5 separate regions of the Mus musculus genome follow, and regions 2, 3, 4 and 5 are each linked to region 1. The links are chromatin loops, found by intact Hi-C in ENCODE. Cell type or tissue: heart. All regions are shown on one strand. Each heading gives the region's core, and the rest is flanking DNA. Links, peaks and the distances in the headings are about the cores only. Region 1 has its middle 4.1 kb from the start of H2-Ob. Region 2 holds the start of Psmb9 (proteasome (prosome, macropain) subunit, beta type 9 (large multifunctional peptidase 2)). Region 3 has its middle 17 kb from the start of H2-Oa. Region 4 has its middle 6.0 kb from the start of BC051537. Region 5 has its middle 17 kb from the start of Psmb9.

What was found. A loop is a pair of places that touch in the nucleus more often than their neighbours do. Peaks named below come from ENCODE experiments on the same cell type or tissue, not always from the same donor. Only the 100,000 strongest peaks of a DNase experiment are listed, where the experiment ranks them.
Region 2: it touches region 1 in a loop (2.6-fold over the local background); 26 of 42 quality-filtered maps call a loop at or near these places.
Region 3: a loop joins it to region 1, with 2.7 times the contacts of the local background. A loop is called at or near these places in 14 of 42 quality-filtered maps.
Region 4: a loop joins it to region 1, with 2.6 times the contacts of the local background. A loop is called at or near these places in 7 of 42 quality-filtered maps.
Region 5: a loop joins it to region 1, with 10 times the contacts of the local background. A loop is called at or near these places in 27 of 42 quality-filtered maps.

The regions. Positions count from the first base shown.
Region 1 is chr17:34,231,828-34,237,833 of GRCm38, reverse strand. No RefSeq gene overlaps it. Among named protein-coding and RNA genes, the nearest start is that of H2-Ob, 4.1 kb to the left of the region's middle. In heart, for the core only: no CTCF peak of the experiment used is centred there; DNase peaks (open chromatin) are centred at 2,723 and 5,613.
Region 2 is chr17:34,184,914-34,190,919 of GRCm38, reverse strand. It overlaps Psmb9 (proteasome (prosome, macropain) subunit, beta type 9 (large multifunctional peptidase 2)), which reads left to right and starts at 3,590. Exons shown (of 6, transcript NM_013585.2): 1 at 3,590-3,670; 2 at 5,123-5,190. The coding sequence starts at 3,611. Tap1 (transporter 1, ATP-binding cassette, sub-family B (MDR/TAP)) reads right to left here and starts at 3,364. Exons shown (of 11, transcript NM_013683.2): 1 at 2,515-3,364; 2 at 1,628-1,742; 3 at 1,360-1,490; 4 at 152-357. The coding sequence starts at 3,040. In heart, for the core only: no CTCF peak of the experiment used is centred there; DNase peaks (open chromatin) are centred at 3,179 and 3,479; H3K4me3 peaks cover 2,041 bases; H3K27ac peaks cover 1,132 bases; H3K27me3 peaks cover 4,233 bases.
Region 3 is chr17:34,072,746-34,078,751 of GRCm38, reverse strand. It overlaps the pseudogene H2-Pb. Among named protein-coding and RNA genes, the nearest start is that of H2-Oa, 17 kb to the left of the region's middle. In heart, for the core only: CTCF peaks have their summits at 1,001 (motif pointing left) and 3,277 (motif pointing left); a DNase peak (open chromatin) is centred at 3,322; H3K4me3 peaks cover 412 bases; H3K27me3 peaks cover 2,867 bases.
Region 4 is chr17:34,098,314-34,104,319 of GRCm38, reverse strand. No RefSeq gene overlaps it. Among named protein-coding and RNA genes, the nearest start is that of BC051537, 6.0 kb to the right of the region's middle. In heart, for the core only: a CTCF peak has its summit at 2,654 (motif pointing left); DNase peaks (open chromatin) are centred at 2,639 and 3,411; H3K4me3 peaks cover 454 bases; H3K27me3 peaks cover 1,153 bases.
Region 5 is chr17:34,167,447-34,173,452 of GRCm38, reverse strand. No RefSeq gene overlaps it. Among named protein-coding and RNA genes, the nearest start is that of Psmb9, 17 kb to the left of the region's middle. In heart, for the core only: CTCF peaks have their summits at 759 (motif pointing left), 2,500 (motif pointing left) and 3,947 (motif pointing right); DNase peaks (open chromatin) are centred at 2,172 and 2,492; H3K27me3 peaks cover 477 bases.

The sequences.
Region 1 (6,006 bases), core at 672-5,671:
ATTAAAAGAAAATGTCCTCTAGACTTGCCTAAGACAATCTGATGGGGACATTTTCTCAATTGAGGTTCCCTCTTCCCAGATGACCTAGCTTAGGTCAAGTTGACAAGCACACACACACACACACACACACACACACACACACACACACACATGCACATACACGTGCATGCATGCACAAAGTAAAATTAGCCAGTATACTTACCAAGATAATGTAATGATGTATATATTATGCATGGAATTTTATCCTATTGATATGTTTGTATACATGCATTTTAGCATCTAAGCAAGACATTGTGAGCAATGGCCAAAGATTTGTAATAACATCACCCAGCTACCTGCTGGTTCTGTACAGCCCAGAAGATAATCTATGAAAGCTGTGCTTTTCATTCAAGATGAATGTGTTCATTAAATGTATAGCAAGCAAAATAAATAGAATAAATAAATAGCCAGTAGCAGACAGAGGTAGCAGGTAATTATAACTTTAATTTTTTTCAGATCCTATTTTTTTATTTTTATAAGTACACTGTAGCTGTCATCAGACACACCAGAAGAGGGCATCGGATCCCATTACAGATGGTTGTGAGCCACCCCACCATGTAGTTGCTAGGAATTGAACTCAGGACCTCTGGAAGAGCACTGACTGCTCTTAACCTCTGAGCCATCTCTCCAGCCTCCTCAAATCCTATTTTTAGTGGTGGTCCTTAAACACTTTAACCTCCCTTGTAGCCCACCACCCTCCAGAGGTAGTGGAAAAGAAAGGACATGAGGGAAATGGACCTGTGTAGAAAGGTTCTTTGGAGCAACTCCCTTCTGTGTTGTCTGGAAATCAGCAGTTCAGTTCACAGGTCAGCAGCAGCAGCTTGATCCACTCACAAACACTTCATGCAAACACCAGCAGTCTGGTTGAGTCAAGTTAACAACATCGGTGATATGTTCTAGCAGCGACAGCCAGGCCTCAGCCTCGACTTGAGTCAGCATGAGGGACCGGGAGGAATGCCATGAAAAGTTCTTGGCTGTGCCTCTCTCAATGAAGCAAAAGTCAGCAAAGACTCGAAATCAGTAAGAGTTGAACAGCTACCTCTACCAGCAAGCCAAGCTCAGCCTCCATTGCTGTCTGTTGAGTCCTTTTTATACTCTCTCCAAACATCAGGTCTCCTCCACAGGGCTTGCCTTAGTACATGCATCTGTCTCGGCTGACATCACTCTGCCTATCAACCCAAGTCCTTGGAAGCAACAAGAACCTGCAGCACACCACCAGGAGATTTTTGGTGCATTTCTCTCTATGGAGTCCTGACAAATGCAGCTCAACTACACAATGCAAAGTGGACCAATACATGATCAAGAATTCTTCATTATGTGTCCTTACATCTACTTGCTTTAGCAGAACATGCTCTCGAAACGTTCCTTCATGAGTCTGACTTAGCCTTTCACCCCTGTGTCCACGCTAATGAAACAGTCCTTCACGTGTTTGCAAAACACCATCCAACACAACTGACTTTCCAAAGAACCCCTAAGTTTCCACTTCAGGTAATAGCAGAAGGCCATCCATAGGGCTCAGAACACACAGCAGAGAGAGCAAGGAAAGGGAACACACCGAATGGGTTCCCAAGAGACGTCATCTGGGGAAGTGCATCGAGGCAGCCAGTCTGGGTCAAGAGAGCTCAGGGTGAAAGGTCTGCCCTCTCCTTGGAAGAGCCCCCAACTTCCTAGCCCCACCACAGGTATCTTTACATTATGTGATGAGCGATAGAAACCATGGTTACAAACAGCTCACCTTCTGGATGTTCTCAAGGATGCTGTGTCACTAATATCCTTAGCTATTTTCTGTTTTCTTTTCTCCCTGTAGCAATTTGGAGGCCAGCCTGACCCAGGGCCGGGAGTTTTGACAAGTGTACACAGCACCTTGGAGTCTACCAATGTAACGTGCATTGCACCACTGACTGTGAAAGTAAGTTTCAGAGGAGTTGATTTAGAGAACTGTTATTTGGGGAAATGTGGAGCGGGAATATATACATTTATATATCACAGCTTATACATCACAGCTCTCTATTGCTGCAGAGCCAAAAGCAAGTTGGGAAGGAACACATTATTTGGCTTACAGCTCTCCGTTAAATTTCCATCTCTTAGGAAAGCCAAGGCAAGAACTTAAAGCAGGAACCTGGAGGCAGGGACTGAGGTAGAGGCTGTGGAGGAGTGCTGCTTACTGTCTTGTTCCCCATGGTTTGCTCTGCTTGATTTCTTTTATTTTTTTTAAGATTTATTTATTTTATGTATATGAGTACACTGTAGCTGTGCAGATGGTTCTGAGCCATCATGTGGTTGCTGGGAATTGAACTCAGGACTTCTGCTCACTCTGGCCCCGACAATGTAGCTGTCTTCAGACACACCAAAAGAGGGCGTCAGATCTCATTACGGGTGGTTGTGTGCCACCATGTGGTTGCTGGGATTTGAACTCAAGACCTTCCGCAGAGCAGTCAGTGCTCTTAACAGCTGAGTCATCTCTCCAGCCCTCTGGCTGGTTTCTTATATTTTACATAACCATGGACCACCTGCCCCGTGACACCTCTTACAGTGGGCTGGGCTCTCTCACATCAATCATGAATTCAGAAGATACACCACAGGCTTACTCAAATGACCCAGTGTTTTACATGGCCACCAGATGGCACCAGACTCACACTGCGCGGCCCTAGCTCACTCAGTACCAGAAAAAGGAAGGGCTCCAGGCCCCAACCTGACTACCCGACATGCGCCCTGGGGATCGGTGAAATCTGTGACCTGTGACCTCGAAGCGGAAAAGGCTTGAGGCTCAATGCTGTTCTCACGGAGAATAGAACAGACTGGGAAGCTGTCTAGATGTCCCAGAGAAATCTACAGAGCTTTGCAAAGACAGCCTTCCCTACTTGTCATCCCATACCAAAAGCTCAACTCAAAATAGATCAGAAACTTTGAAGTAGTTACAGGAAATACCGAAAGCCTTGTGAGCGGCAACTGGAAAGGCTACTGTAGCCCTGGGAACAAAAGTAAGAATTAAAACGTGGGATTTTGTTAGATTAAAGAGTTTCTGGGGTTGGAGAGATGGCTCAGCGGTTAAAAGCACTGACTGCTCTTCCAGGGGCCCTGAGTTCAGATCCCAGCAACCACATGGTGGCTCACAACCATCTGTAATAGGATCCGATGCCTTCTTCTGGTGTGTGTCCGAAGATAGCTGCAGTGTGCTCATATAAATGAAAATAAATAAATAAAAATAAAGAGGTTTCTGAAGAGTCAAAGAAACAGACAGAATGGGAGGGACCGAATGGGAGAGAAAGCTTTGACAGCTGTCTGCCTGTCAGAAGACTAATACCCAAAACACGCAACAATCTCAGAACATCAGACACTAAAAAAAACAAATAACCCAACCAGTAGATGAAAACTTGTGATGAACGGGAACTAGTCCCAGGGCCTCCCATGGGCCAGGCTATAGCTGCTACCGCCCCGAAGCCCAGAAAAGACCCTGAAGAAGCGCAGGTTGGCAATGAACACGTGGGGAAAGTTCATGAAGGAGGGTGGGAGGTTAACGGAGCATGTGGGACGTAAAGAGGGATGGAAGGGGTTGTATAAGCCTGGATGCTGCTAGTCAACAAAAACTAAGCATGTTTGAATGGGACACAAGGAAGCCTGGTACTTCGGGTGCTAACTTTAAAGTTTTGTTGTTGTTGTTGTTGTTGTTGTTGTTGTTGTTGTTGTTGTAAGTTCAAGATTTTTAGCTCTAGGGAAGTTGTGACCAAAACTACACCGAGGGGAGTAGAGATGGCTAAGCCAGTAAAGGCATTTGCCCTAGGAAATAGAAATACACAGAAATACACATAGAAAGACAGAATCAATTCTATACTACTGTCCTCTGGCTCCACACACATGCTGTGATGTGTGCGCACACACGTGAGTGCACACACCCACAATTAATAATTAATAAATAAAATATGATAAAGAGAACATTTTAGCTACACTGACTACATCTTGCCTCAATCTGACTACCAAGAAAAAAAAGTAGACAGAGCTGGAGAGATGATGCGGGGACTAATAGAGCTTACTGCTCTCCTAGAGGACCAGGGTGCAGTTCCCAGAACGCACATGGCAGCTCACGGTCATCTATTACTCTAAGGTCAGGGAATCTGATGCTCCCTTCTGGCCTCTGTGGGCACCAGGCACACACAATAGACATGCACATCAAATAAAAATTAACAGATTTATTTTTTGAAGAAAGAAAAAGGAGGGAAAAGCAGCTCTTGGGAGAAGGGGGCAGGGGTGGGGATTCTCTGTGAGTTCGAGGCCAGCCTGATCTAAATAGTAAGACCCTGTCTCAGAAAACGAGAAGAAAAAAGGAAGTATTGTGGCAGCAGGTGTTCGTACACTGCTGATGGGAATGTGAGCTGGTCCAGCCATTAGATGTAGGGAGTATGGTGTAAGTATGGAGGCTCTTTAAAAGGCCAAAATTAAAACTACAATATGGCCCAGCTGTACCACACCACAGCGTACACTGGAAGGGATTGAAGGCAGGGTACAGCAGACACCTGCAAACCACCTTTATTGCAGCACAGCAGGTTTGTTGTTTTTGTTGTTGTTTAAGGAACAACTCACATGTCCATCAGTTGGTGAAGAAAGAGAGTGGGGTGTGTAATATACAACGGAGCTTTATCTGTGCATAAGGAACAGAGTCGTGACCTGTGAAGAAGGAAAATAGGTGACAGGCGCTGGTAGGCATAAACCTTTTGCAACTTACTTTTAATAAGGGTTAAACCTCTCCTCTAGCCCACCACCCAGCAGAGGTAGTTGAAGAGAAAAGTTGTTAGGATATGGGAGAAGTGGACCTGTCCAGCAGTAGTTCTTTGGGGGCGAGCTCCATCTTCTTTGGTCTTAATAGCGTTCGCGCGCCCGGCCAGGAAAGACGCAACAAACCAGAATCTTCTGCGGCAAAACTTTATTGCTTACATCTTCAGGAGCTAGGAGCGCAAACCCCCAGCCCCAAAAGCGAAAGCCCCTCAATAACGAAACCGAAACCCCTTCCCTATTTAGGAGAGTTATATTTCGCCTAGGACGCATCACTCCCTGATTGGCTGCAGCCCATGGCCGAGCTGACGTTCACGGGAAAGGCAGAGTACAAGTAGTCGTAAAATACCCTTGGCACATGCGCAGATTATTTGTTTACCACTTAGAACACAGGATGTCAGCGCCATCTTGTGACGGCGAATGTGGGGGCGGCTCCCAACATCTCCCCCTTTTCTTTTAATAAGAGCAAATAGGCCACCCATATTAATGAGAGTGGAGATAGAGGTCAAATCCCCAGTGTGTAGGTAAAGGAGCCGTACACATAACCTCCTCCCAGGCTCATCACCCAGAGGGGTCCTGGTCTGGTCCCGTGTTGTTTTTCCTGGGGGAAGGACACTTGAACACTCAACCTTCTTGAAAGATGACATGTCTCCCAAGAATAGGCTCATTTTATGCCGCAGAGCCCTTCTATTGCAGTGCTTAGCCGTGCAACTCTCTCGGGCTGCTGAAGCACACTCACTCTATCCCGTGCAATGAGACTAGCCTCGTGAGATGTAAGAGCTGAGTGGCCAGCGACCTATTGCCTAAGCATAGATATATCAGGGGGAGCACCATGTTCTAGAGCTGCAAGCGCCTGGGCAATAACCACCTTGTCTCTCCTAGTTTAGGCCTTAAGCTTACAGACCAACCAAAGAAGCAACACTAATCCACAGCAAAGTGTATCTCCAAATAATATCAATCCCACCCATTCTTTAAAGAAGGAAAATGCTGAGGAGATCCAATTGGGTAATCCTTTGGTCAGGGACAGGTCCAAGCGCGTGGAGTTGACCTGAAGTCTCAATTCCCGAAGGATCTGTTCAAATTCAGCCGTCCAATTTTGTAACATATACTGAAAAAGACTTTTTGACAAATTAGCTGCCCTAGTAAATTTAACATACTGAATGGAAATAACACACAATCCCGGAAACTTTTGTTCACATC
Region 2 (6,006 bases), core at 366-5,365, 47 kb after region 1:
GACAAGAAGGCAGAGTACAGAGATGCAGGTGCAGGGCAGTGCGGGGTCAGAGGTCACAGGTCAGAGGTTCAGGATGATGGAGGACTGGAAAGCCACACTGAAAGCAGTCTAGGAGAAACTAAATGTAGGAGCTGAGGATCTGGGGACGTACCTGATGCACTTTTCCCAGCTTCTTAGGCAAAAGAAAAAGCAGGGGCAGGTTGATCAGGGTGACCAGAGTGAGGTACGGTGACCCCCAAAACATGAACACCAAGAGACACAGGGCTCGCCCCAGGTACCACAGCAGCAGGCTCAGCGTGCCACTAATGGACTCGCACACGTTGGCTGTGTCCTCAGTCACCCGAGATGTGATGGAACCTGCCCAGATTGAGAAGAGAGACAGTGAGCAAGCGGTTCACAGAGACAAGAGGAGCTGACAGTGGGGGCCAGGGTGGGCCCGTCAGCACAGCATCCTGAGGCGGGTAACGGGTAGGAGACTGGGGAGGCGCAGGAACTTCAATGCAGGGGGAAAAGAAAGGAAAGATCTGGTTAGGCCTGTGCTTGCCAGTAAAGGAGTTGTCGCTGGGTGTGGTGGCACACACCTTTAATCCCAACAGACTGGGGGCAAAGGCAGCAAAGGCCACTCTGGGCTACCTAGTGAATTCTAGGCCAGCCAAGGCTACACAGTGATGCCCTGTAATGTGAAGTGAACTTCCAGTTCCCTGAAAGCTTTCAGCTCTTCAGTTACTTTAACTCCTGTCTGTTGCCTGCCGCTGGCCCTCCCTCCAGTAGCCGTGGAGAGAAGGGAGGAAGCAACCAGAGAGGCAGGCCCAGGGTCCTTTAGGAAATGGAGACCCTCGGGTCTAACCTCGGTGCATCTGCCTAGGTAGGTTTCAGCGTCTAGTGTCTAGGATTCAGTTTCCTCCATTTAAAATGAGGCCGTTGGAGTTGAGGGTCTCTGGCTTTCCAGGGCTGTAAGTCTGCTGCTTCATATGGGGAACAATGAATGCAAATACAGTTTTCCTTAGGGTAAAAAAGACAATGTTTTGCTACATTTGAGATATACCATGAATAAGGCTTGGGGGTCACTCAGTTGTTAGAGCTTTTCCCTAACATACAGGAAGTCTTGGATATAGAGAAAGGATCTCATGTAGCCTAGGGTAGCCTCAGATTGACTATGTAGCTGAAAGACTTTGAACTTTGACCTCTAGGTCCTGCCTCCATCCCCCAAGTGTTGGAATTACCACACCCCATCCATATGGTTCTGAGGATCCAGCCTGGGCATGTGTGTGTGGACATGTTTGGGGGGGGGGGGCAGTCGAGAGCGTGTGTGGCGGTATAGAGATTATAGCATACAAGTGAAAAGGTTTCATGAGAGACCTGCTGGGTTCTTCAGGAAAAACCCTGTCTCCTGGCGAAGGACGGCCCGAAACACCTCTCTGTGCACACGGCCGTGCATGTGTCCCATGGTGATGTTGTAGATTCCATCACTTGCAAACTCCAGCGCTGTGCTAGAGTCAGAGACACGGGAGGATCAGTTGTCTCCTTCCTGAGACAGAGTCCCAGATCCCCACAGAAGTGTAACTTAAATGACAGTCCCAACAGCCAGTCCCCTCTGCTCTGGGACCCCCATTCCCATCCTCCACACCTGGCTATGGTGAGAATGGACATGAGCCATATGTTGCGGGTGAAGCTAGGAACTGTCTTATCCTGAAGAATCCAGTCAGTGATGCGGCCCGTGAAGAAGGGAATGGCCATTTCCCCTGGGGAGAGAGGAGAGACACCTCAGTCACAAACATTATGAGCAAACTACCCGCAACTTCTGCCCCTCTCCCTTCACCACTATCCAGGAAGCTGAGCTCCCAGACCCAAGCCTGTTCACAGACCCAAGCCTGCTCGGCTACATCAAACTTCTCAAGGGCTACTTGAGGGCGGTTAGCAGACCTTGGGGGCACAGGCTGTTAATCCCAGCACTCCAAGTAGAAGCGAGCAGATCTCTCTGGGTTTGAGACCAACCTGGGCTACATAATGAATTCCAGAAGAGCCAAAGCTACAAAGAAAGACCCTATCTCAAAAAGGAAAGAATAGAAAAGAGGGGAAGGGGGAGGGGAGGGGAGGGGAGGGGAGGGGAGGGGAGGGGAGGGGAGGGGAGGGGAGGGGAGGGGAGGGGAGGGGAGGGGAGGGGAGGGCAGGGGAGGGGAGAGGAGAGGAGAGGAGAGGAGAGGAGAGGAGAGGAGAGGAGAGGAGAGGAGAGGAGAGGAGAGGAGAGGAGAGGAGAGAGAAGAGGAGAGGAGAAGATGGCGGTGTGGAAAGAAACCTTCACATTTGGGCTATGATGTGAAGTTCTGCTCCCAGAAGACCCTGTCCCCAACGCCCTTGTCTGGACCCCTTCTCGGGCCTGGGTCCTTCTCTTTCCGCCTAAGTTGCCTCCTTAGTGTCTCTGACGCTTCCCGGGACTACTTTACTCTCCCTTTCTGCCTGGAATGCCCATTGCCCTGTCCCCTGTGGCCTGCTCTTTCACCCAGTCTCCCTTACCAAGGCAAGAGAGAATCAAGAGAACCAGAACCAGGTAGAGACGTCTCTTCTTAGGGCCCAGGAAGCCCAGCATCCGACACAGCATGTCTCCAGCGTCCCTGTTGCCGCTGGGCGCCCAGAGGCTCCCCAACTTGTGCCACAGGGCGGCTGCGGGCAATGCTGCCACATAACTGATAGCGAAGGCATCTGGACGACTGTTCCAGTACAGTAATCCAGCGCTGTCACCCTCCCGGAGTGTTCCCCAGGCGGCCAGCTCTCGGAACAAGGCAAGTCCAGGCAGGGCCAAACTCAGTGCGGCCACCAGCGGCTGCAAAGCAGCCAGCCAGCCATGGGCTCCTGCGGTGACCCCGAGGACCCCGCGGACCCCTAGTCCTAGGATGGCCCAGCGACTCAGGCCCACCACCCAGACCCGGAGCAGCGGCACCTCGGGAACCAACAGGGAGAAGATTCCCGGGAGCATGGGCCGCAGCAGCAGCCAGTCCACCAGAAGGAGCAGGGCGGCCGCCAGCCAGACGTGCGCAGCCATCGAGCGTGAGCTGTCCAGAGTCTGGTCCTAGCCTGGGACTCTCGACGTCCGCGCTGCACAGGAGTCTCCGTGGGGAAGGAAGAAGGGCGGGTCCGAGGGCGTGCGCGTAAAGTCCCGGGAACCCGCTCGAGCTGGTGGAGCTGACTAGAAGTGCTGGCGTTTAGAGGAAGAAGAAACCGAAAGCCGACCTCGAATCACTAGACACGCCTCCTTCTGAGACTGGCTTGCTCAGGCTGTTCTGGAAGCTGCCGCTGAAGCTGTAGTTGGAGTTCTGCCTAGCAGCCCTGGCCTGTCGTGTTCTTCTCCATGAATCTCATTCTCCTCTTCTTCCCCAGCCCCCTTAACTTGCTTGCGTGAATTTTCCCATCCCAGGCCCCACCCCAGATTGAGGGCAGGACCCTCTGTCGTCACCTGTCTCTGGGCAGATTTGCCCTGCTCAGGTTTGCTCTGGGCGCCAAATGCTGGTAGAACGGCACGCCCCTTGCGCGATGATGGGGCGGGGCCTCAGTCTGCAAGTTGCCTGCACCGCGCGCAGCCGCTGATTGGAAAGCCGAGCCCCGCTCTGCTGAGATGCTGCGGGCAGGAGCACCTACCGCCGGCTCGTTCCGGACGGAAGAAGTCCACACCGGGGTAATGGGTCTCGGGGTGAGAGTCAGCGGGTGGAGTGATCAGGGACCCCTAAAGCTCTGGAAGTAAACCAAGAGACTTAGGAAGCTTGTAGCGCCCAGCGCTTGCGCTCCACAGTGAACGTAGGGTATCCCTGCTCAGAAGTGTGGTGTCCAGGGGTCTGTGGAGGGATCCGCATGCGAAGCTGGTGAGAAGGTGCGTTCTTTGGCTTGAGCTGGAAGCGTCTAAGGGAAGTTGCTCCAAAGCGCTTTCGCTTTCACTCTAGACTGCGCAGTTGGGGTTACTGGCTAAATCAAGTGAGGGGCTTGGGGACCCCTGCAAAAGAGGTGCTGAGGTGTCCTGGATGAAGCACCTGAGAGAAGGTAATATGGAGGCTCACTGAAAAGGACCTACCTACACATCATACAGATCTTTGCTTAACCTAGCCCCAGACAGCCCCCACCCTGAGTGAGGACAAGCTCTCTGGCGCCAGGATTGAGGGGGAGATGGGGATGATCGGTGGTCCTCCTTGTTCCAGGTGCTGCCCTGCAGCACACTCCACCCCACCCTGTCCCAACACCGTCATTCCCATGCTTGCCTGAGAACTTTGCCCAGACCTAGGAGCTGGGAAGATGGCAGCTGGTTTCTGCTCTCTAAAAGCCACCAACCACAGTGTTAACATGGTGTGGAGGAACAAAGTGGACATTTCTGGCCTTTTACTTGTGCTCAGAAAGCACACTCGCGGGCAGGGTCCCCGGAGATCAGAACGACATGGAGTGGACAGAAAGGTTGGAAAAAGTCTCCCTCGCTGCCACGGAGCTGTGGGACTTAGAAATCAAATCAATCAAGGGTTCAGAGTGAGACCTGAGTCAACTTGGGAAGCTCATTCGTCTCCATAAGTCAGTTTTCTCAGTGCACCCAAGGGTCTCCTAAGGTGCCTTTTAACCTAGAAGGTGTGGGGGAAGTAGATGTGTCTACCCTCCTTCACTTATCCGTAATTCTTTCCTTGACCTGGAAAAACTCTGCTATCCAGAAGTCCTTTCCCCTGGCTGCAGAGACTTCGCTTAAGTGAAATTTGTGCCCTACCTGAAGGATCCTTGCTGCTTCTGTGTCTCGACTCCTGGCCATGTTAACCCCCGGCCTCTCTGTGTCCCTTGTTCAGTAACACTAAGGCTCCCCTTCTGATAAAGTAAGGTTGCAGGTGGGGGATCCAGGACCAGGAAAGACCTGGTCTTGTGTCACAGTAATTCACAGTAATGATGCATGTGGTACGCAATTCACAAGCAGCGGGGCCGGTTTCCTGGGCCTTCCTCTCAGTTCTTGCTCTCCTCATGCAGATTGTGTCTGCCTCCAGGAACCATCCTTGCTTTTCAGGGTGACCTTGAGTCGGTCACCTCCTGCATGGACATTTTCTCCTCCTTAAGATGGAGGCTCAAGACGCTCCTAGCTCTGACTTTTCGTACTGTCTCTCTGCAGACAACCATCATGGCAGTGGAGTTTGACGGGGGTGTCGTGGTGGGCTCTGATTCCCGGGTGTCAGCGGGGTGAGTAGTGTCAAAGGCCCGTGTGTTGGAGGGAAGCTGGTGGCCCTAAGTGCACATTTTTCTTGCCCACTTCTGAGGAGTATGATAACCTTCCAAGAAATGAAGCTGATCTTTCCAAAAAAGTATCATAATGCATTGATGGAGAGGCGTCTGGGCCTCTGAATCCATGGCATTCATGAATATTTTGTAGCTTGATGGACATAAAGAAATAGTATCTCGGAGGGACACGGGTAGGTTGTAGATGGACTGTGTTATCTGCAGTTAGGATAAAAGATAAATGGTGGTTTTCTGAAGCAGTTATCTCACTCATTTGCCTGAGTTTGAAGTAAGTTTGATTGGTCTCCCGTCCTGGCTAGTTTGCTCACACACAAGTCAGACTGGGATGACATCCATGCTGTTTCTGCCATGTTCCATAGAACCACCGTTGCCCCTCAAAGTGATGAACTGCAAGGAAATTCTGGAAAGAGGCAATTTTTTTCTCTTGTTTCACTTTTTGTTTTTAGAGACAGGGTTTCTCTGTGTAGCCCTGGCTGTCCTGGAACTCACTTTGTAGACCAGGCTGGCCTCGAACTCAGAAATCCGCCTGCCTCTGCCTCCCAAGTGCTGGGATTAAAAGCGTGAGCCACCACTGCCTGCCATAGAAGCACACTTTTCTTGCCTAGGTGTTCTTTTGTTGTTTTGTTATAAAAAAAAAAAATAAGTCTTTAAAAGTCTAATATTTTGGGTCTGGAGAGATGGCTCAGTGGTTAAGAGCACTGCTCTTCCTTACCACCCGGGGTTCAATTTCCAGCACCCACATGGCAGCTCACAACTGTC
Region 3 (6,006 bases), core at 348-5,347, 160 kb after region 1:
AATAATTAAAATGACAAGATTCATATGTGGAGGCAAGGAGAGGCAGGTGGGGAAGAGGGAGAGAGAGAATGTTCACGGGAGGGGGTCGGGACCTGGGCACAGGGCTGAGTGAGACACAGTGTGGGTTGACTGCTACAGAACCCCAAGGCCTTCCCACACAACCCTTGTCCTCCGCCCCAGCCAGGCAGGGCCTCCTGAGCACACCAGGATGGGCCAGTTGTTCTGGGGTTACTATGGTGACAGAGGGAACCATCAGAACACCCCATAGTCATCTCTTCCTGCACCTGCACCCCAGGTTGTGTGCTCCTCCATCTCAGGAGGGCTTCCCAACATCTGTAGCTACAGTAACCAGGGCAGATTTGTCTGGAGCTGGGCTCCTGTCTCTGGCTTTAGCTCCTCCCAGCTTTAGCTCCACCCCCACCCCACCCCCTGACATGGTAGAAAAGTTAATTAATCTTACGTCAAATGCACTGGGAGCCCCAGCAGTGTGTTAATACTGAGGCCTCAGAAGCTATGCGACGAAGAAGACTTGGCCCTTTAACTTTTTTTTGTTTGTTTGTTTTGTTTTGTTTTGGTTTTGGTTTTTTCGAGACAGGGTTTCTCTGCGTAGCTCTGGCTGTCCTGGAACTCACTTTGTAGACCAGGCTGGCCTCGAACTCAGAAATCCGCCTGCCTCTGCCTCCCAAGTGCTGGGATTAAAGGCGTGCGCCACCACGCCCTGCCCCTTTAACTTTTAATATCCTCTTTGTCTTAAGATGAGTCCAGGCTGGCCTCCAGCTCTCCACAATGCCCCTGCCTCAGCCTCTCAATTGCTCTCCACAGCAAAGCTTAATATCCTTTTATGTGAAACAATAGATTATATAGTTTAATGTGTTTATTACCTGCAATGCTGGGAATGGAACCCAACCAAGGCTTCAAGCCTCCCTCGCCAAGCTGCTCCCAGCCCCAGGCTTCTAGTTTTAAAACGCATTAATAAACCGGCCTAGAGCGCCCTCTTGTGGTACAAACAACACCTGCCGTTTTATCTTCGGATTCGCTTGCCTGATCAGGACGGGCTATGTTGAAACTGGTTGTTGGACTGGAAAAGGGGCAGGATATGCTTTAAAATGCTAATTTTCAGGGAGTGAAACAAGAAAACCGTCATCACTGGTAAGAAGAGACAGACCCACAGAGGCTCCCACCTCTCTTTTGTAACAACTACCCAGCCAGTGCTTCTAGGAACGAGGGAGCCCACTAGGGCTTCACTGAGGTGATTTTCAGTGATTAAGGTTCAGAGCAGTGCCTTCCCGAACCCCATTAGACCAGGTTGTCCCAAGATTTGCAGTAATCCTCCTGCCTCTGCATCCTTAGCCCTGGGATTTCAGATGAGAGCTGGCATTCTACATTATTTCTAAGGGAATTTATTATGTTCTGTATTATTTTGTGTGAAGGAATGTTTTGCCTGCATGTTCGTATGTGGACCATAGGTACTCCTGGGACCCACAAAGGTCAGAAGAGGGTATTGAATCCTTGGAACTGGACTTACAGGTGGTTGTGAGCAACCCTATGGGTGCTAGGAACTGAACCCAAGTCCTCTGTAAGATCAGCAAGTGCTCTTAACTGCTGGTCCTCCTCTCCAGACGCTAGTTAACTTTTTAAACTATCATGCCAAGTGGTGAGTTTCATCATGAGTTTCTACATATGTAGTCCACACCTTTTAAGACTAAGTCTTTCCACATGGATACTTGAAGATGAAATAGCGAATTAACTTTTACATTAGGGTTTATGGGTTTATTTCACATTCCCGGCACATGGGACAGGACATACAGTGTGTAGTACAGCATGCAGGAGTATTAAAGATGTTGGTTCAGAAAGGAAAGCACCTTGGTGTGAGGAGGTGACGTTTGAGGTCTCCAAGTGGACTGGCTCAGACTCCATAGATACAGGGATTCAGTACATCTCCCACGGCCCCGCCCCCACCCTGCAGCGCCACTTCTGTAAGGACTGCCAGACGCAGGCTTTGATCTTAAACTGGAGTGTGAGTTGCCATGTGAATTCTGGAATTCAAAGCTGCCAGTGCTCTTAATCACCCAGTCTTCTGTCCAACTCCATAATCGCTCCTTTTTGAAAGTGATGTCATTAGTACGTGTCCAATGCGCCAGAGGATGGGACAGCAGTAATTGAACTTAGAGGAAAAGAGGAGGAAGAGGAAAAGACAGGGTACAGAGAGAGGAGGAGGGAGGAAAAAAAGAGGGAGGGGGAAAGAAGGGGAAGAAAAGGGAGGAGGTGAGAAAGAGAGAGGAGAGAGAACCTGAAGTAGGGAGGGGCTATGTTGAGATATTTGCAGGGAATTGGAGGGGAAAGTGGAGGGGGTTTAGATATGATCATGTCTAAGTCTCAAAAATAAAGAAACATCAATCAATAAAAATAGTATTCAAAGATCCAGACTGAGAGGGAAGCTGGCAAAAGGCAGCCAGGCTGTGAGCTGGTGGCGGGGGGGGGGGGGGGGGGGCGGGCTCAGTGGGGTGGGACTGGGGTTGGTGGCGTCCCAGCGCCCCAGGACTTGGCTACCTGCTGAGCACGCTGCAGGAGTGCAACGCGGAGAACAACGGGACGGGACGCAACGTTGCATGAGATCATGAGATGCATCTTCAACCGCGAGGAGTTCATGCGCTTCGACAGCGCGGTGAGCGAGTTCCGCGCGCTGACCCCAATGGGACGGACAGGGTGGGATGGGGGTGGGGGGTGGCAGGCGGAGACTTGGGGGCGAGGACAAGGGCGCAGAGGTCGGACTAAGGAATCTCAAGACAGACAGTTATGAGTTGCCATGTGCAAGCTGGGAATTGAACCTGAATCCTCTGGATCCTCTTAGCGGCCGAGCCACATCTCCATCCCTCCCGGATTGAGAAACCATCTCTATAACTCTGGCTGCCCTTGAGTTATGGGTTTTCTTCCTTGTATCCTTGGGTATTTAGCCTTGGGTGTACAGGGTGTATCACTGTACCCATCTGGACTAAATCTCTAGGGTGAGTAACTGACAAGACTCTAGAAATAATCATACGGATAATTAATGGCCATTCCGCGTGCAGCCTTAGGACATTGGAAATCTTTTTTTTTCTTTTATTTTTTCTTTCTCAGTCTTCTTTCTTTCTTTCTTCCTTTCTTCTTTTCTTTCTTTTCTTTCTTTTCTTTCTTTCGGTATTTTCTTATTTTACATTTCAAATGCTATCCCAAAATCTTTTGTCATTGTGAAATATATGAGTCCTTCGGGCCTGTAGATTTAGCTCCAGAGCCCCCTAGAGGTCAGTTGTATACTGCAGGCGTGTTGTATATCTCGCAGTATGTTCTAAGGCAAAACTGACTAACCTGAAGTCCGGGTGTTCAAACGGAGGGAGACCCATCTTAATTCATAAATCACAATTCAGGAAGGAGTTTACTGAGGAACTATCAGTTCATAAAAGTGGCCAAGTGGGGGCTGGAGAGATGGCTCGGCAGTTAAAAGCACTGGCTGCTCTTACAGAGGTCCCAGGTTCAATTCCCAGCACCCACGTGGTGGCTTATAGCCTTCTGGTCTGAGAGAACCAACACCCTCTTGTGAGCTCTGAGGACACATGGTGCACAGACATGCATGCAGGCAAAACATTCATACACATAAAATAATACAAATAAATCTTTTTGTTTGTTTGTTTGTTTTGTTTTGTTTTTTGTTTTTGTTTTTTTCGAGACAGGATTTCTCTGTATAGCCCTGGCTGTCCTGGAACTCACTTTGTAGACCAGGCTGGCCTCAAACTGAACTCAGAAATCCGCCTGCCTCTGCCTCCCCCTCCCGAGTGCTGGGATTAAAGGCGTGCCCCACCACGCCCGGCCAAATAAATCTTTAAAATTAATTTAAAAAAGTATTTGAATGAATCTTGTGTCCTTCTCACCATGACAAAGTGGGAGACTCACAGTTGGAAAACATGTCTCACTATGTGTTCCTGGCTGTCCTGGAACTCACTCTGTAGCCCAGACTGGCTTCACACTCACAGAGATCCACCCGCCTCTGCCTTCTGAGTGCTGGGATTGAAGGTGTTTACCACAGAATCACACTCTCATATGACACTTCTTTTCCACTTCTAGTCCAGTGTAAGGTACATGTATCACCCTCCAAGAAGGTCACCCTGAAGCACCATGACCTGCTGGTCTGCCATGTGACAAATTTCTACCCAGGCGTCATTCAAGTCCAATGGTTCTGGAATAGCCAGGAGGAAACTCCTGTCCACCAGCCTGATCTGAAATGGGGACTGGACCTTCCAGATTCTGTTCATGCTGGAGATAACTCCACAGCAGGGAGATGTGTATGCCTGCCACGTGGAGCACCCCAGCCTGGAGAGCCCCATCACAGTAGAGTGGAGTGAGTCACCCCAAGGGACCCTTCTAGATCCACATCCTTTAGATAAGGCAGTACCTGACTCAAGACCCACTATCCTGCCCTCGCTGTTTATACACTGGGGCCTGAACACCCCAGGAACTTCTGTAGGCACCTGAGGCTGGTTCTGAGCTGGAGGCACGAGAGGAGAGCCTGTTCCTGGTCTGGGGTTGTTGAAGATATGGGATCTGGTCCTGTAAGGAAGTCTAGGGAGGCAGATATCCCCTGCCATGCCCTCACAGCAGGGTCTGACCTCCTCCATCTGCCTTTTTGTCTGTCCTTGTTTGGAAGGCAGCTGTCCAAATCCTCATGGTGATTATTTGAAGACACTAGCCTAGGTCTACATCTCTGAGTCCTTCCACATAGTCTCCCCTACAGTGTGTCCCTCTCAGTGATCTTCATGTTGATAATCCGCATCCCTGTCAGCCACTAAGGAGTGTTGTGCCTCGGGAGGGGACATTAACCCAGAATTCTCTTCTTCCCAGGTATCCAGTCTGACTCTGCCCGAAACAAGATGCTGATTGGAGTGGTTGGCCTGGTGCTGGGACTCATCTTCCTGACAGTGGGCATCACCAGGCACAGGAAGAGCAAGCAGGGTGAGAAGAGTGTAGAGGAGCAGCCTCCAACTCCAGCACAGGCAGGAAGGTCGCAGGTTCAAGGCCTGCCTGAACTACACACAGCCCAGGCATCAAAGATATGAAATAGAGAATCCTGGCAGGTGGCTGGGGCTAGCATTTCCTCGATAAGCTCTCCTGTCCACAGAAGGGTCTAAGGCAGAAAGGTAATGCTAGAGAGTTCTAGAAGCCACTGGAACCAGTGTCGGAGCAAAGCTGTCCTATAGGAAGAGAAGAAGCCCCAGCCAGGGGTCTGACCATTAGACTACAAGGTCCCCAGGTTCCCAGGCTTCTGTGGGTGAGGCGAAGGAGAAGGAGGAGGGATGGAAAGTGTCTCTCACTCTCTAAGGAGATTTTAATAGCTGAGTGTGTATCCTTTCAGCCCTCATCCAGCTCAGCTGAGATCTCCGGGATCTAGATGAGCAGCTAAGATATTGTGGTTGTCCTGAGGGCTCCTCTGCATGATCAGAAAGTCTCAGCCTGAACTTCCCTCACAGTCCTGAGGGAGTGTGGCGGAAGAGTGGGGCTGAGGAAGGAAGCTGGGGTAAGTTGTTCTAACACTTGGTCTTTTAAAAGACTAATTGTTTAGTTTTATTTTATGGGGGGGGGAGAGGGGGAGAGAGAGAGTGTGTGTACTCATAGACAATAAATAAATAAATAAATAAATAAATAAATAAATAAATAATTTTTTTTTAAATCCACCAATGGATGAATCTGACAAGCTCCAGGTCTGCTAACTGCTCACCTCTGAACTATAGTGCATCAGGGACCAAGCCATCAACCCACAAAACTCTGGGAGAGCATTCCAGATCCAAACTGTAACCTTAAACACGGCCATCAGAGAATGCTGAGAGCACCCTCCCCAGCAGAAGTCTCTGCTGTCAAATGTCTATCTGCTGTCTGCCAGCATGGAGGTTGGAAGATCAGACACTATCATGCTGTCAGATTTAAATTATTTAAATTTAAGTGAAGCCATGAATGATCAGTAGCTGCCATGGCGGGCAG
Region 4 (6,006 bases), core at 714-5,713, 130 kb after region 1:
AGGGATGTTCTTTACTGCCTTGCTTCCCCTGGCTTGCTCAGCCTGCTCACTTATAGAACCAAGACTACCAGCCCAGAGATGGTCCCACCCACAAGGGGCCTTTCCCCCTTGATCACTAATTGAGAAAATGCCTTACAGTTGGATCTCATGGAGGCATTTCCTCAACTGAAGCTCCTTTCTCTGTGATAACTCCAGCCGTGTCAAGTTGACACACAAAACCAGCCAGTACAGGATGTAATGTATGTAAAGAATAAAATAAATTTTTTTTTAAAAAATGAGACACCTTAACAGCAATAATTGGGGATTGGGAAAACACCACACACTACAAAACCCAGCAAATTGACAATTAGCACACACCTTTAAATAACTGGATCTTAGTGGTCTCTGTCCACCATCCAAAAGACACAGACCAGCAGAGCGGCTCAGAGCACAGGAGCTTCCCTTTTGCTGCATACAAGGATCACACTGGAGCATCAAGCAGGAAAGGTGGGCATAGGAATCCCAAGCAACAAGCAACGGAGTTCCTGTTCCAATATCTGACCAAACAGGCTCCAGACTAAACCCATCAGAAGGAATGAGGAGGATCACGCCATGCTGATGCTAGAAACCATCCCTCAAGCTGGCATTCCAACTCTAAGTGTGAAAAACCAGCAGTACCCTCGGTTTCCTAGAACAAATACTACCAAATAAAAAGTGAAACAGTGGGTGACATAAATACCCCACTGGCAACAAGGGGCAGGTCATCCAGGCAAAGGCGTTGAAGGACATCTACAGAACACTCCACCCAAACAGCACAGAACTCAGTCTTTTCAGCTGGCCACAGGACTTACTCTAAAGAAGAAAGTCTACACACATACAGAAAGGTAAATTGCTCCGTTTTCCATTTGTATTCTTTTCTGGAACGAAGCTAGGAATCAACCACAAGAAAAACTACAGAAAAAATAACTTGGAGATTGGATGAGTAGGTCATTGAAAAAAATCAAGAAAAAAAATTAAAGTACTAGAATAGAAAAAAGAAAAACGAAGGCTGTCCTGATTGGAAGGTTTCCACTCTGCCCCCGCTACAAAAGCAGAACCGTCCCAAGCAGAGCTGTCCCAAGCGATACCATGAACCTTAAAACATTAGGAAAACAAGAGTGAACTTAATCCAAAGGCAGTAGAAGGGAAATTCGCAGGAGAGAAATGAAGAGAATGAAAACGAAACAAAAAGCAACCAAGAGTTGGTTCTTTAAAAAGATAAACAAAGTTGACAAACCGTTAGCCAAATTAAACAGAAGGAAGGAAAGTCCCTGTTTAGTAGGCTCATAGGTGAAAGTGAAACATTACAACGGATGCCAACAATAAAGATGTAAAGATGTGCTACACTTTAAAGAACTGTATTTGATCTGGAAATGGTCCTGCACGCCTTTAACACCAGAACATGGGAGGTGGAAGCAGGGGAATTTCTCAGAATTAGAGCTTAGAATGGTCTAGATGGAGAGTTACAGGCCAACCAGAGATACATAGTGAGACCCCGTCTCAGTAAAACAAACCAGTCTTCATCTTGGACTCATAAATAGGACATGGTATAGTACTCGAATATCCGTTGCTCTTGCAATGGCTGCCAGTGTAATTCCCAGCACCTACACAGAGCAGCTCATAACTCTAGCTCCATAGGGGTCTGATGCCTCTGGCCTTTTCTAATATTTGTTTATACTTGTATTTATATGCACATACAATTAAAATAAACATTTATGAGACCGGAGAGATGGTTCCGCAGTTAAGAGTACTGTCTGCTTTTCCATAAACTTAGGACTCAGTTTCCAGTACCCATATGGCAACTCCTAACTACCTGTCATTGGAGTCCCAGGGGATCTGACCTGTTCTCTGTCCTCTGTGGGCACCGGCTGTGTTCCTGGGGAGAGGGGCAGGAGGACTGCATGTGATATGAAAAGGGGGGAGTGATAGGTCTAAAAAGGTTGAGATGAGAATGGCAGTGAGGATGAGGGAAATGAGAAGACTTTATGGGTGGGGTGTGAGTCCAGCACTCGGGAGGCAGAGGCAGGGAGATCTCTGTGAGTTCAAGGCCAGCCTGGTCTACAAATTGAGTTCCAGGACAAACAGGGCTACACAGAGAAACCCTGTCCTGAAAAACAAAACTAATAATAATAATAATAATAATACAACCACTTAATGAACTAACTAAAAGATACAATTAATTTTTGAAGGCTTGGCTATACCATGCAGAGATGAATAATGCCACCCGTCAGAAACCATAGATCTCTAAGCCGAAATCCCATTGCCAAGTGTGGGTTTTCTCCCTGTGTGTTGCTGGCCAAGAAGCCCTGAGAAGCGCTCAAGACAGGGCGGATACTGTCGTCACTCTCAGTTCCTGTTCTGCTTTTCTTCCTGCTGTTGTGATCAAAAGCCTCCTGGGGAGGAGAGACTTTGTTTCAGCTTGTACCTGAAGGCCACTGTCCGTCATGGAGGGATGTAAGAACGGGAATTCAAACTGGAGCTCCCAACTGAAACCACAGAGGCACGCTGCCTACTGCCTCACAGCTCTCATATACAGGCGCGGCCACCTGCCTTGGGATGGCCCTGTGTCCCCGGGCTTGGTGGGTTGATTCTATGCTGTGTCAAGTTCACAGTTAGAGCTACACACGCGAGCGCCCCCTGGTGGGGATTTATTGCTAACATCAGCTAAATGGTCTTAGAGCAAAGCTGCTTTCAAACTGCATTTAGGTTGCCAGATTGGTTCTGCCCCGTCTGTGGCCAGAGAAGATGCTTTTCATGGTAGGCAATGGCCAGGACATACTCTTAACTGGACAAAGTTCTGGAACGAATGACAGCTAATGGCTCAGCCCTAAGAGAGACATTGATATTACCCCCCCTCCAAGCCTAAGGGACATGGTGGAACGGGGACAGAAAGACTAAGGTAAGAGCCTGAGGCTGGGGTTGAGGAGGGGCTATGAGACACCACCTCGTGGGTATGACATCCTGAACACACGAAGGCTGTGATGACTGTTTCCAGGCAGAGTGTAAGAGGGGACCTGGAACAGACTATGCTAAAAGTCTGAAAAAGAGGGGGGTTGGAGGATGGAAACTAGGTCTGACTGGTGTAGGCAGGTAGTTTTCAGGCAACAGGTATACCAAGAGGTGTCTCTGAGACCAGGATTACCTCTACTGAAGGCAGTCAGTACCTACAGTGATCTTGAACCACAAGATGAAGCCAAATCCCAAACTGCCCGAGTCAGAGTCCCAAATGTGGTGAAGGGATGTGAGGGGCAGAGCCAGCCTTAGTGGCTATTCTAAGAAGTCTGACAAGGGGACATCACAGATGAGACGGATGAAGGAAGTGCATTCAGATCTCCCTGGTGACTCCAGGACCTGACAGTTTCCAATGTCACCCATTTCTTCCCATCCATTCCTGCTGAGCCTGCCAACAGGAGTCACGTTCAGGAAGGGACAAACATCCTGGGCCTTTGCCAGCACTGCTGCTATGTGTCCTACCGTCATGGTGACTCCATTTGCTATGGGTAGCAGGGGTGCAGGGGATAGGTGCACCTAGCCCTCACACAGAGCTTGACAGCCATGCTGTCTGTCTGAAAGCTAAGTCATGTGAATGGGCCTTTCCTCCTATATAAAGTGATGGTGGTTGTGAGGAAAGAGACTGGGGGCCTGTAAGGCAGAATAACACTTCTCCTTGATCTTTCCTTGGATTTAGGCTTCTGGCACAAGGCAACAGTGATGTCATCTCAGAGACCCTTCCTCTTCTGGCTTTGAATCTCCCAAATTTCCCCTGCTAACTACTAACTACATCAGCTGTCCCAAATATGGGTAAGGGTACTGGAACACAAGGCAGCTAGGGGGATTCTCCTAGCCTAGAGTGCACTACAGTCTGTAGGTCTTAAGAACCCGCTGCCCCACCCCCTGCACCCAAGGAGCCCCAGGGGAGACAGGGGACAAGGCCGGCTACACCTTTGCAGGACCACCTCTTACCAAAGGCTCCTCCTGCCTCATATCCCGGAAACGGCAATGTGAAAAATAAATCCAAGTGTTTCCTCCCAGCCCCCGCTCCCAGAATGAGGACTCTGAGGCTAATTATTTGTTAATAAATGCCTACGCCATAAACTTCGGCTTGCTCTCTGACTTGCTCCTAACTTATTATCTCTTTTCTTCTATTCTGTTTCCCACATGGTTAGTTACCTCTCCTCAGCTTCACGCCTCCGAGTCCCAGGGCAAATCTCCTCTTTATCCAATGCTGGTTTCTGTCTGTCCATCTCCTCAGCGTTCCTGGGCGAATGTCTCCTGTATTCTGGCCTCCTTTCCGTCAGTCCGGGACACTTCTTCCTCAGCGTCTATCCTTGAATCTCTCGTGCCTCTATCTCCCAGAAATCTGTCTCTCTTCCTGCCAATATTCCACCTCCTATTTCCCACCTTGGCCATCATTGGCCAGAGGCTTTTTTTATTGACAGGTGTTGCTTGTAAGAGCGGCTCTACACAGCAGCAACTAAGAACCGTGCGGGATTGGATACAGCACTCCTGCTTGGAATAAACTTCAGCTTGCTGGAATAAGCACTTTGGCCAAAGGCCAGAAAAGGGGGGGTACTCTGGGGCCTCATTAACTTTGTGTACTTTGAGGCACACACGGAGCCTTTAAATAACCATGAGAAAGAAAGGTTCCAACTGTGAGGGGCTAACAGTAGCTTGGGGTGGTTTGAGCCAGCTTTAAGATTTAAAGATGTTTCCAAACTCTTGACTTTATGAATAAGATGCAAAATCATTACGTATGAAAGGCACTCACCAACCTGGGCCTGAAACCCCAATTACTGGAGGCTGAAGCAGGATTTCAAGTTTAGGACCAGCCTGGGTTACAAGGAGTAGAAAGCCAGCCTGGGCAACTTAGGGAGACTTTGTCTCAAAACAGAAGCAAAGACAGCTTGGTGGAAGAAGAGTGTCACCTAGTGTGGCTTTGTTCCAGTGAGAAAGTGACCTGTGAAAAAGTGACCCCTTGATCACATGTCAGCTTGGAGAAACCAGTGCAGACCAGAGGGAGCAGGCTGAGGTGGGAACAAGTTAAGCAGAATTAAGCACACTGTGTCAAGTGTTGGGATACCAAGCACAGACTTTCATTGTTACAAAGGTGCAAGTAGTGTAAAAGACAGACACCAGGGCGTGTTGCGTTCCACAGTGAGAGTCAGAATGGATGGGGCGGGGCAGAAGGTGTCACAGTACTGACGTTTAATCTGGGCTTGAGGGACTGGCAGGCAGGATCTGGGCACACAGCATAACTTATGCAAAGTCAAACATACAAGTGAAGGCTGTGACTTACACAGCGACTATTTTCGTGGAGTTTCTAGAGCTAAGGTTAAAGTTGTCAGAGTTTGAGGAGGCTCCTCACCCTGTGGGGAAGGGAGTGCAGGTGTGAACGTGAGATAGGAGGAAGGGAAAGTTCTACCCAGACTCACACAGAGTTTCAGAACTCTGACAACTTTTGGCTTTTCAGCTGGAAGCTGAGTGACTCGAGGCATTTGTTAGATGTCCTCGGGGAAATTATTTCCAACCTTGACCTTTGTACCGTCTGTAATGGCTATTCCTGGTTGTCAACTTGACTATGTCTGGAATGAACTACAATCCAGAATTGGAAGGCTCAGCCGGGCAGTGGTGATGCACGCCTTTAATCCCAGCACTTTGGAGGCAGAGGCAGGTGGATTTCTGAGTTCAAGGCCAGCCTGGTTTACAGAGTGAGTTCCAGGACAGCCAGGGCTACACAGAGAAACCCTGTCTCGAAAAACAAACAAACAAGCAAAACAAAACAAAACCCAAGAATTAGAAGACTCACCTATATGTTCCAGATCTTGAGGCTGGAAGACACAAGTTTCTGACCTGGATCTTGGCATGGAGATCTTGAGGCATAGTGGCCATGAAAAGGTTAGACCCAGGCAAGGTCAAACATGCCTTTAGTCCCAGGAGACTGAGGCAAGCAGATCTCTGAGTTCAAGGTCAGCCTGGGACAAAGCAAGT
Region 5 (6,006 bases), core at 353-5,352, 64 kb after region 1:
GAGAAGAATTGACATTAAGAAAGACAAGAGGGGGCTGGAGAGAACCCTCAACAACTAAGAGAGCATCCTACTCTTACAGAGGACGGGAGTTTGGCTCCCAACACCCTTGTTATGAATGAAGCTCACAGCTGTTGCAGGATTTTCCCTGTCCAATCACATTAGGGCAGTGGGAGGCTTGTGATTGGACAGAAGACGGGAGGTGGAGCGAGGAGTTGAGGAGACAGAGAGAGAGAGGTCTGAGGAGAGGGAGAACCAAAATGGAGGCTGACATGATGTTATCAAATGGTTAGAATAATTGGGTTAAAGCTTTACCATTATCATTTAGCTCTGAAATTATTGTATTGGCATTTTGTAAATTGTGTTATTAATGACACATAAATCTGATTGACTAATTAAGCATTAAGAGTCTTGATTCTACCAGGTAATTAGGTATTGAGATGGCTAACCAGGGCTGTGTGGGGCATTGTGTGAAAGTGAGAGGAACTCGGGGGCCCATCTGAGAGATGGCCCAGTGCGAGCCGTGTGGCAGGGCTGGTGAGTTGGTGGCAGAGAGACTGAGCGAGCGAGATCACCTGGCACAGGGGCTAGCTCTAGAGAGTTGTTGGTGGCAACAGGAGCGCAGGAGCATGGCCTGGCCCCACTGAGAGTTGGCGGGTTCATTTTTTAATATTTCTTGAAACACACAGCAACCTGTAACTTCAGCTCCAGGATATCTGATGCCCTCTACTGGCCTCTGTGGGCACTGCACTCAGGTGCACATACACAGAAGCACACATAAAAGTAAAAATCAAAACTGAGTCTCTAAAAATTATGTTTTCAAAAAGTGTTTCAATTCAACTTCATGCATTGTGGTGGTCTGAGTGACTATAGCTCCCATAAGCGCACATTTTTGAGTGCCTTATCCCCAGTTGGGGAAGGTGTTTGGGAAGGATTAAGAGGTGTGGCCTTGGAGGAGGTGTGTTAGCTTTGGGTGGGGTGGACTTCAAGGTTTCAGAATCCCAGGCCACTCCAAGTTAGCTCTCCCTGCCCCACCTCTGCCCCCTGCTTGTGAACCAGGTGTGAGCTCCCATCCACTGCTATGGTGCTAAGCCATTTTGCCTGCTGCTATCGTCCCTGAAACTGTAAGCCCCAATAAACTCTGCTACAAGTTTGCCTTGGTCATGATGCTTTGTCGTGGCAATTGCAAAGTAATTAAGACGTGCATTCACCATTTCTTCTATCTGGCTTGTCTTAAGACTCAGATGAAATGAGACAGGGTGGCACACACCTGCAATCTTAGCATTTGGGAGAGTAAACAGGGAAATTTTAAGTTCAAAATCAGCCTAGGTGTCAGGCATGGTAGCATATACCTTTAATCCCAGCACTCTGGAGGCAGAGGCAGATTGATCTCTGAGGTCAAAGCCTGCCTGGTCTACAAAATGAATTTCAAGACAGCCAGGGCTACACAGAGAAACCCTGTCTTGGGGGGGGGGGGGGAATCTAAGAAAGAAAATATTCAGATGAGTTTTTTAAGACATTTTAATTTGACATGCATGAGTGTTTTGCCTGTGTGTATATGCAGCATGGGGTGGGTATTTCTCTCTCTCTCTCTCTCTCACTCTCTCTCTCTCTCTCTCTCTCTCTCTCTCTCTCTCTGTGTGTGTGTGTGTGTGTGTGTGTGTGTGTGTGTTGCTCATGGAGGCCAGAGAGAGTTCAGATTCCAGGAACTGGAGTTACAAACAGTTGTGAGGGGCTGGGGACCAAACCTGGGTGCTCTGCAAAAGCAGCCATCTCTCCAGCCCCTCCGGTAGATTTTTAAGTCCCCTGCTACAGTCTGATAGGAGGCAATGTCAGCTTAGATGTGTAATTTCCTTTCCGTTGTTCTATTTCCTACAAACATTCTTTGCCCTCAATGAAAGCATATGCAGTCGCTAAAATACTGGTAACATTCTACCCAGAGAAACGTTACCTTAGCGTTAAATATCCTCATTTAATTTCTGTTGCTGTAATAAACACCATAATCAAAAGCAAGCTGGGGAGGAAAGGGCTTATATGGTTTCCATATCCTGTTTCCGGTTTATCTTTGAGAAAAGTCAAGGCAGGAACTGAAGTAAGGCGTGAGCGGAACGCTGCTTCCTACCTACCCACGATTCACTCGCTTTGTCTTTTCAGAAACCCACGCCCACCTTCTCAGGGGTGGCACCGCCCACAGTGGGCTGTGCCCTTCCACATCAACCATTAATCAAGAAAATGGCCCACAAATTTGTCCACCGGTCAATTTGATGGATACATTTTCTCAATTGAGGGTCCTATTCCCTGTGTCAAAGTTAACACAAAACTAACCTGTACACCAAGCAAGATTTGAACTCTTGTTTTGCTTGTCTTCTCTTTTCCGGGTCTCCCCCCCCCCCAACACTTTAAATTTGATATTAGGATCGCTCTTTTAATAAGGACTAAGAAGTACCTAATTGTGTCAGGCTGAGTCGTGAGAGCACATGTCTTTGGCGCCACCTAGTGGACAAATGTGTAGTGGCTACCCAGTGAGAAAATCCACAGGTTTGGAAGTGTGGAGAGCTTGGTTATTTTATTATCCTGAATCCAAGGTATGAAGTTGAAAACAGCAACAGCTAAAGGAGATTCCAAAGAAAACCAGCCACCGTTTTCTAATCTCCACAGAGAGTGGAAGTTAGCCACCGTTAGAATCTTTGCCTCTATAGCAAGCGGATGGAATCTAGTGCCAGCAGAGCATTAAGTGTGAGCTGTCTCCCAGATAAACGCCTGCAGTCACCTACTCAGCCTGACACACCCAGTCTCCAGCATTTACTTAAAGGATAGCTTTGCCTGTGTGCTGACATCCCTGTATCACTAAAGTCCTAATTTACCAAATTTTCACTGTGGCCACAGAATTCCTTGGGTTTTTCAGCTTCTATTTTATTAACAAAAAACATTCCCTCTCAGATCAAAGGAATAAGAGATTTTGTTTTTCTGAACCTAATATAAGTAGATGGCCACAGTCCAGGGACAACGGCTCAGTTTGCCCTGTGGCAGGAAGACAGTTAAATAAGCGTTTTGATAGGAAGTCATAAATCAAGCCACCCGCCAAATACATTAGTAGGGATGTCAGGGCAAGTGGGTTACAGCAAAACAAGAAGTCTTTCTCTGCTGTAGATTTCAGGTACTATCTTATGGCACTCTGAGTTTGGGGATCAGTGGAAACCAGCAGTTTGCTAAGTTAATATACTCAAAATATTTTTCCCCTCATAGTTGAAAGGGTTATGATTGACAGCTTTAACCATCAACTTTACATGACTCACAATAACTTGGGAAGGGACTCTCAATGAAGGATTTTACACTGGGTTGGCCTGTGGGCATGTTTGTGAGGGGTTGTCTGAAGTTAATTGATATGGGAAGACCCAGCCCACTGTGGGTGGCACCATTCCCTAGGCAGGCATCCTGAAGCTCGTAAGAGCAGAGATGGTGAGCTTACCATAAGCAGGCAACACGCATACATTCCTTTCTCTCTGCTCTTGACTGAAGGTGTGAAGTGACCAGCTATTTCAGATTGCCACCTTACCTCCCCACAATGATAGACGTCACCTGGAATTGTCAAAACCTTCCTCCTATTTTTTGAGGGGGATGATCAGGGTATTTTTCCATCAACAGAAATGATTCTAGTTCAGGATGTCACATCAGCTTCAGAGGTGGACTCCAAATGACTTTAAGAATACTAAAGAAAGTGACTGATAAATAAATCTGACTTTAGAGCTTCAACTCCACAGCTCTCCACAATCAGGGAGTTCTAATCAGTAGGTCAACCTTACAGAGACTTGGACAATGGTGTGATTTCTTTTCTAGGAATATTCAAGAAATGATCTCTCATTCCACTGAGTCTGAGGCTGCCCAGAAACATCCACAAAAGGAGAGTTTAAATTTCCATTTAAAAATCATTAACAAGTTGTAGCCTGTAGGTGTCAGCAAAGACTGACAATGGGCAGGAAACCTGGCTGACCAGCGGGTGCAAAGCGGGTGTTCAGGGTTGATTCTGCCTTGTGTCTCTTTTTCCTGAGTGTGTGTGTGTCTGTCTGTCTGTCTGTCTGTTTCTCTCTGACTCTATCTCTCTCTTTCTGTATGTGTCTGTTTCTATGTCTCTCTGTGTCTCTCTCTCTTCTCTCTTTCTCTGCTGCCTCTGTCTCTGTTTGTCTCTGTGTGTGTCTGTCTATCTCTCCTGTCTCTTTCTGTGTGTGTGAGAGAGAGAGAGAGAGATGTGTCTGTCTGTCTGTCTGTCTTTCCCTCTGTGTCTGTCTGTCTATCTCTCCTATTTCTCTGTGTGTGTCTGTCTGTCTGTCTCTCTGTCTGTCTGTCTTTCTCTCTGTGTGTGTCTGTCTGTCTCTATGTCTCTCTGTGTCCCTCTCTTTCTTTCTTTCTGTGTGTGTGTGTGTGTGTATGTGTGTGTGCCTATCTATCTCTCTGTCTCTCCATCTCTGTCTCTCTCTCTGTCTCTGTGTGTGTGTGTGTGTGTGCATGTGTGTGTGTGTGTGTGTGTGTGTGTGTGTGTGTGTGTGTGTGCATGTAGCTATAACATGATCCCCAAATACACCCCGGATAGTCCTTGATGGATTTTTATTCTCTTTACTAACCAGGTTAAGAATTCCAGGGTTGTCCTTATTTCTAAAAGTTTGTTTTTATTTTTGATAAAATTAGCTGCTCCATCATATGTAGGCATGTGTTGTTTTCTATTTTATTTGTGTTTTTAACAATTATTTATTCACTGGGAGGGAGCAGTGCACACATACCACAGTGAGTATGGAAATCAGAGAACAACTTGCAGGAGCTCTTTCTGGGGTCAGCCCTGGGTCTGTAACTTAGCGGCAAGTACCTGCTGAGCTGTCTCACCAGCCCTGGGGGCATTTCTTTATTTGTTTTGTTGTTGTTTGTTTTGTGTGCTAAAATTATACTTACCAGGTGGCTGATAGCTAATGACATTACAAACATATATCTTCACATAATTTATGCCATGTTTATCTTTTATTTATTTGTTCATAAATATTCACACTGGTTTTCTAACACACTGGTCTGTGATGTGAAGGGTCTCACTGTGGGGAACGCACAAATGCTAGCCAGGGAAGGGATGTTAGAATTTCTACTTACATACATCTGGCAACAGTGCCAGGAAGGGCTGGCTATCTTTACAGTCTGACAGAGATGGGGCTGAGCAGGCAGAAAAGCAGCTGAGAGAGGGGCTGGGGGGAGGGAGAGGGAGACAGACACACAGACAGACTTGAGTGGGGGTCAGTTGGTAGACTGCTTTGCTAGTGTGCATGAAGCTCTGGGTTTGATCTCCAGATGTGGTGGAGGATTCATTGCTCAGGGCTATCCTTGTCACCTAGAGACCTCAAGGGTAGACCCATAAGGGTCTCACTATGTAGCCCTGGCTGTCCTGGAACTCCATATGTAGACTAGCTGACCTCAGGCTCACAGAGGTCTTCCTGCTTCTGCCTCCCCATGCTAGGATTAAAAGCATTTGCCCCCAACTACCCTAGCTTTAGAGTGTAGTCCTTTATAGCTCTCTCTGTCCAGTCCCTTTGTTTGTTATAGCTACCTCTGCCTTTTACTATGGCTCCTTGTAAACATTTTATTGGTGTATTTATGCTAGCACATGCATGCTATGGCAGGTGACTAGATGCCAGAGGACTGTTTGTAGAGTTGGTCTCTCCTTCCACCCTGAGGTCCTGGGGTTGGACCTCAGGTTATCAGGCTTGGGGTCAAATGCCGGTTCTCACTTCGTCATCTTCCTGGCCTTATGAACTGTTTTTTTTTTTTTTTTTTTTTTTTATTTATTATATGTAAGTACACTGTAGCTGTCTTCAGACACACCAGAAGAGGGAGTCAGATCTCGTTAGGGATGGTTGTGAGCCACCATGTGGTTGCTGGGATTTGAACTCTGGACCTTTGGAAGAACAGTCGGGTGCTCTTACCCACTGAGCCATCTCACCAGCCCATGAACTGTTTTTAAAACGTGCACTTTAG